Regions from separate parts of the Mus musculus genome. Here region 2 is linked to region 1. The links are chromatin loops, found by intact Hi-C in ENCODE. Cell type or tissue: left cerebral cortex. All regions are shown on one strand. Each heading gives the region's core, and the rest is flanking DNA. Links, peaks and the distances in the headings are about the cores only. Region 1 overlaps Usp10 (ubiquitin specific peptidase 10). Region 2 holds the start of Klhl36 (kelch-like 36).

Evidence for each region. A loop is a pair of places that touch in the nucleus more often than their neighbours do. Peaks named below come from ENCODE experiments on the same cell type or tissue, not always from the same donor. Only the 100,000 strongest peaks of a DNase experiment are listed, where the experiment ranks them.
Region 2: a loop joins it to region 1, with 3 times the contacts of the local background. A loop is called at or near these places in 4 of 42 quality-filtered maps.

The regions. Positions count from the first base shown.
Region 1 is chr8:119,926,355-119,929,158 of GRCm38, forward strand. All of the region lies in intron 1 of Usp10 (ubiquitin specific peptidase 10), which reads left to right. Among named protein-coding and RNA genes, the nearest start is that of Usp10, 17 kb to the left of the region's middle. In left cerebral cortex, for the core only: CTCF peaks have their summits at 344 and 1,540 (motif pointing left); DNase peaks (open chromatin) are centred at 302 and 1,529.
Region 2 is chr8:119,860,994-119,863,797 of GRCm38, forward strand. Klhl36 (kelch-like 36) reads left to right here and starts at 1,312. Exons shown (of 5, transcript NM_146219.1): 1 at 1,312-1,454. In left cerebral cortex, for the core only: no CTCF peak of the experiment used is centred there; DNase peaks (open chromatin) are centred at 1,198 and 1,839; H3K4me3 peaks cover 1,360 bases; H3K27ac peaks cover 738 bases.

The sequences.
Region 1 (2,804 bases), core at 282-2,781:
CATACACTCTATTTTGATGTTTTTCTCTTCCCAGATTCTCTCCACCTCCCTGCCTATCCAACATCATGTTCTCTCCCCCTCAACCCCCCAACAAAAAAACTAAGACAAAAACCACAAACAAGCAAACCAGTCACAGAACTTGTTCTGTGCTGACCAAGTCTGCCTAGGCACGGGGTTGAGTAGTTGGTGGACCCAGTGACAGACACTCTGGGGAAAGTGACTGCCTCTTCCCCAGCAGCTACCAATTGTAAGTGGTTTCTTGGTTAGTGTAGGCTTTAGCATCTTCCCCTTTTTTCTTTTTGAGACTTTTTTCCTGTCTAGCCTTGGGCTGTCCTAGAGCTCCCTCTGTAGACTACAATGGCCTCAAACTCAGAGCCACCTTCTGCCTCCTGAGTGTGCATGTGCACCACCACTGTCTAGCAGACCTTTTTTTTTTTGAGACAGGGTTTCTCTGGATAGCCCTGGCTGTTCTGGAACTCACTTTGTAGACGAGGCTGGCCTCTAACTCAGAAATCTTCCTGCCTCTGCTAAGATTAAAGGCGTGTGCCACCACACCCAGCTTCTAGTAGACTTTTTAAATACAATTTGTAAATCATTTTTATTTTATGTTCATTGTTGCTTTGACTGCATGTATGTCTGTGTGAGGGTGTCAGAAGCCCCAGCTTTGGAGTTAATATAGATGATGTGAGCTGTCATATGGGTGCTGGGAATTGAACTGGGTCCTTTGGAAGAATCAGTGTTCTTAACCATTGAACCATCTTTCTAGGTCCCATCCCAATATTTGTTTGTTTTGAGACAGGGTTTCTCTGTGTAGCCCTGGCTGCCCTGGAACTCACTCTGTAGACCAGACTGACCTCTGACTCAGAGACCTGCTGCCTGCCTCTGTCTCTCAAGTGCTGGGATTAAAGGTGTGCCACAGTGCCTGGCTTACTTCCCCTTTTCAGTGCTGGCCTTTTTTCGATTAAGGTTTAGAGTGTTGAGCAGGTAGGTATTGGTGTGATGTGTGCATGTCCATGTTTCTCTCTTTTCTTGTTTATGCTTGTGTTTTGCTTGTGTTGTTTTGTGTTTGCCATGCTTGGGGCACAGCATAGAGCCTCATCAATGCCAGGCACCCCCATCTTCCCACCCCCACCTCCCCAGTCCTACCCATGGCTTCCTACTCCTAGTCAGGCCCAGGAGCTCTTGTAGTTGGTGAGAAATCTGGAGCTTTGGCGGGTGAGCTCGTCCTCTGCAGAGAGGCTTTGCTCCCTCACAGCCTCTGTTGCCTCACATGATGGCCCTGACCTCCCAGGTAGAGAGGCTGCTTGCCTAGCTGTGCACTGCAGTGGGTAACTGTCCGGTTTGGTCATCTCCCTTGATACTGAGAACTACTGAAAAGAGCAAAGGGTTAGCTGATTACTTGTTTCAGAGCCACCTCATATTACCAGGGACCTTTTCAAAAGGTAAAGAGCGTTAATTTAGGTCAGCCAACACACCCTCCGTTGAGTTTCAGTAGCCCCTTTGGAAGCTTAGAGACTGAGGAATGCTGTTCTCCAGTGCCCCCTAGTGTCACACAGATGGCAGTCTTCAAGTGTCCTGTGATACTGGTCTGCACTCTGCAGTGAGCCTGGGTCACCTCTCCGCCTTCCCTGGGAAGAGAAGATTTTTGAGCAGAATGTCTTGTCTTGGTCTTTCTTCCCTGTCTTTTCTTAAATTTGTAAATCCTGTCTTCCACTCCCAGGAGCTTTCTCTGCCTTTTGCAGTTTATCAGCATATTGTAATTTCCCTTTTTACCTTCCTAGAAATGTAAACTGTTAAAATGTGTCCGATAGGAAGCACTCTGTGATAATGGTAAGGCCTTTTCAGAACGACCCAGTATTTTTAATTTAGTTAACTTATTATGTGGGTATTTTGCCTGCACAAGTGTCTATGGACCACGTGCTCTTCAGGAATCAGAAGTAGAACCCCCTGGGACTGGAGTTACGGATGCTTGTGAGCCACCTTGGGGTTGCTGGCAGTTGACCTCCAGTCGTCTGGAAAAGCAACCAGTGCTCTCAACTGCTGAGCCATCTCTAGAGTGATCTCTCAATGGTGTGCATGGCTGTAAAGCCTTTAAAAGGGATGGCATGTGATATCTGCGCTTAACATGGTCCATGAATCATCCCGGGAAGTTCTAAGTGTTTTTTTCATATTTATTTTATTTACACACACACACACACACACACACACACACACACACACACACAGTGTTTTTGCCAACATGTGTACCCTTGGAGGCCATAAGAAGGCATTGGATTGCCTGGAACTAGCGTATCCAGTGCACCGATGTTAGAACCTCGCCTGCTGGCTTCAGCTACAAAACCGAAGCAAGACGTTGTATATGTTGGTGTAATGGCTCACTGAAATACCTCATGAAAATAGATCTCATGGCAGGGGGATGTGCTGTGTGCGTCTTGATGGGATTCACTGATGCACAGGAACCAGTGGGAAGGGAGGAGTCAGGATGGAGTTGCAAGCAGCCCTGCTGTCTCCTTGTCAGTCACCAGATGATGTTTGGTGTGGCATAGCTCCAGTTAACAGGCCCTACTGTGTCCTTTGATGGATTCTCAGCAGGATATAACTGAGGTCTTCACCACACACACAGTGGTGCCTGTGCAGCAGTGGATTTACGCATGACCTGTGAATTCTGTTCTTTATACCCACACAGTTTCCCTTTTGTATTTTGAATTTTGAGATGTGGTCTCTACACATCCCTGGCTGTACAGGAAGTCACTCTGTGGACCAGGCTGACCTCAAACTCAAGAGATCCACCTGCCTCTGCTTCC
Region 2 (2,804 bases), core at 31-2,530, 66 kb before region 1:
TCTACCTTAAAATTCTTAAAAATTCTAGGTAAATTTAATAGATAATAGGCATAAATGTATACTCTCATGGTATACAACTAACAATATTCTCATTTCAAAACTTTTTTATCATCTTCCCCCAAAAGTCCCTAATTTTCCTTTGTTAACGGTCCCAACCCCCTCACCCCTGGCATCCTCTACCATGCTTCTTGGCTCTCCCGCTTTCCTGTTTGAACGTTTTACTTATGCATTTCGTTTTCAAGTGGTTTGCTTTTCTGAGACGTCTCTCTGTGAAGCCCAGGCTGGCCTTGAACTCTTTATCTTCCTGCTTCAGCCTCCCAAGAGCTGAGATGACAGCTGTGTGCCACCAAATGCAGCTGGGAGTGTCCTTCGTGTCTAGATTCTTTCACGTAGAGGAACCTCTTCAAGGTTCTTCCAGGCTATGAGTGACGTTTGATAACTATTAGATGAATTAACAATGATCTAAGATCAACAGATGTTTACTGAGAGGGTATGTACCTGCCATAAAAGCCCAGCAAGGATTGTAACGTTTGTTGGACAGCTTCGAGTGGAGAAGAAAGAGACAGAGAAAAAGAGAGCCGCAAAAGCTCTAGAGAGTGAGAGAACGAGAGAGTGAGACAGAGACAGAGAAACAGACAGGCAGAGGAGAGGGAGGGAAGAAAAAGGAAAGAATTATTTAAAATATTTTGAATCGACTTGGTCAAAGTTGAGGGGAGTGGTGGTTGAGGCTCTGGGTTTAATCTCCTGAGCTTGGGGGGGGGGGGGCAAGTAATAATAATAGACTGGGATAAAGGTATGGAGAAAGCAGAAAGCGGGCCAGAGTGTAGGGGGTGTGGCTGTTAGCAGAGTAGTCAACAAAGGCCTCTTGACAGAATCAGTGAGCAGAAGCCAAGGGAAGATGAGGAGGATACAGCCTTCCCGGAGTTCCCGACCCACCCTGAGGTTTGTCCCACGGAGCCACCTCATATCCTGGAGCCTGGGACGTGGGCGCCAGCAAGCTTCTGCGGCGCATGCCTGACCTACTTAGGGGACAGCCAGGCACCATCAATAGTAAGGGACCCTGGGTGTCTCTTACAGATCTTGACCAGCTCAGCTCCTTCCCATCCACAGACCCCGCCCCTAAGGCTACACCTCCTGCCTCCCGCCTCCTCAGGCCCCGCCTCTGAAGCTGCACTCCGCCTTCACAGGCCTGCCCCTCAGGCGAGGCTCCGCCCCTTATCCTGCAGACCCCGCCTTTCGCCCGCCTGCCGGCCCCGCCCCCCAGCCGCCATTGACAGTGTAGGCTCGCACTTCCTTGCAGAGGGATGGCTGCGCTTCGGGCGGGCCCGGTAGCCCCGCAGTGTGCGCTGCTCTGGTAGCGGCTCGCAAGCGGGCGCGATCCGGGCTCGCGGGTGCACAGGTGCGGCCCACGCCTCCCTCGGCGCCTCAGCACCTTCGGGGCGGGACGCGGGACGGTGAGTGCCGCCTGGGCTCCGTGCTGGCTCCCGGGGATCCCGGGTGGGGGGGCTCTGGCTCTGCACCTTCACCACACCTGCTTGCACGCAGCTAGGCGCCACAGACATGGTCCGGGAGACTAAGGCGAGCCTGGCACTGGAGAACTCTCTCTAGATTCCTTGGCCTAGAAAAGAAAGCTTCCAGACAGTGAGGAACTAGAGACCTGGCTGGCCGCCCTAAGTAGATGGGCAGAGAGGGTATCTATGTTTTCCTGTCTGTGACCTTGGGTGGGCCCCTCGGCCACCTGCCCACCCACGGTGCGATTTTAGCCCTGTGGGAACAGTGGTGCCCATTCTCACACCGCCAAGGTGAACCGGGAGAATCAGGGGTATGCAGTAATTAGATGCTGATTGGTACCTTTCTCTCTGGGCCCCCAGCAGCTGGGAGAGTTCCTGCCTGGATACAGCTTAGTCACAAAGTTACTAGTTTTCTGGAAAAGATTCAGTTGTGTCTTCTTTCCCAGAGAGAGCGGAACAGGATGGAATGTCCGGACTTCTTCCTCCATGGGAACACTGGAGCCCCCTCGCTCTCCCCATTTATCTCAGAACCAGCTGACTTATCTTTAGCAGAGACTCTTTGTTCAGTAGGAAACAAAATGATTCTTCGTGTGGGTTCAGCAGAACTGGGAGGGGGGGGGAATTTGTCTTGTAGCTCCAGCCCATGTTGGTTTTATAAGGAAAAGGGGGTAAAGAATTGAGACAGGAAAAGACAGACTCTTCTCCACGGGCTGTTAATGAAACAAGCGAGAGGCTGCACTTTCCAGCCTTCTAGAAAGAGAGGGGCTTTTGGGAGGAGGGAGGCTTTGGGAGTTGTAAGTAGGGGACTTGCAGGTGTTAGCTCCCACCCCAGAAGATAGAGGGATAAGCAGAATTTCTCTGAATTTAGCCCAACAGGTTTATTCCTAACTGGGTGTCCCCTGCCAGTGTCCGCCTAGACTTCCAAGTCCTCCAAAGCCTGCCTCATAGTTAAAAGACTATGGGACATCGTGTGTCAGGTCTATAGATTTGATCAGAAAGGTCAGCACAGCAGTATTGCTCGTGTTTGTGTGAGAGCACAGACCTCAGGGGAGGTTTCTCCTTGTGGATTCCTCCCTCCTATGACCAGACAGTACAGCTGTGGGCGCAGAGGAACCGGAGGCCCTGAACATCCTCCGACTGTTGGATGCTGTGTGGGCTGGGCTGTTTTACACACACACACACACACACACACACACACACACCGTTGTGACCTCTTGAGTTGTGAATCAAGGACAGGATGGGGATAGTCTCGTGGAGTTAAATGGGAGAAAATTAATGAAGGCTCGTAGAAGC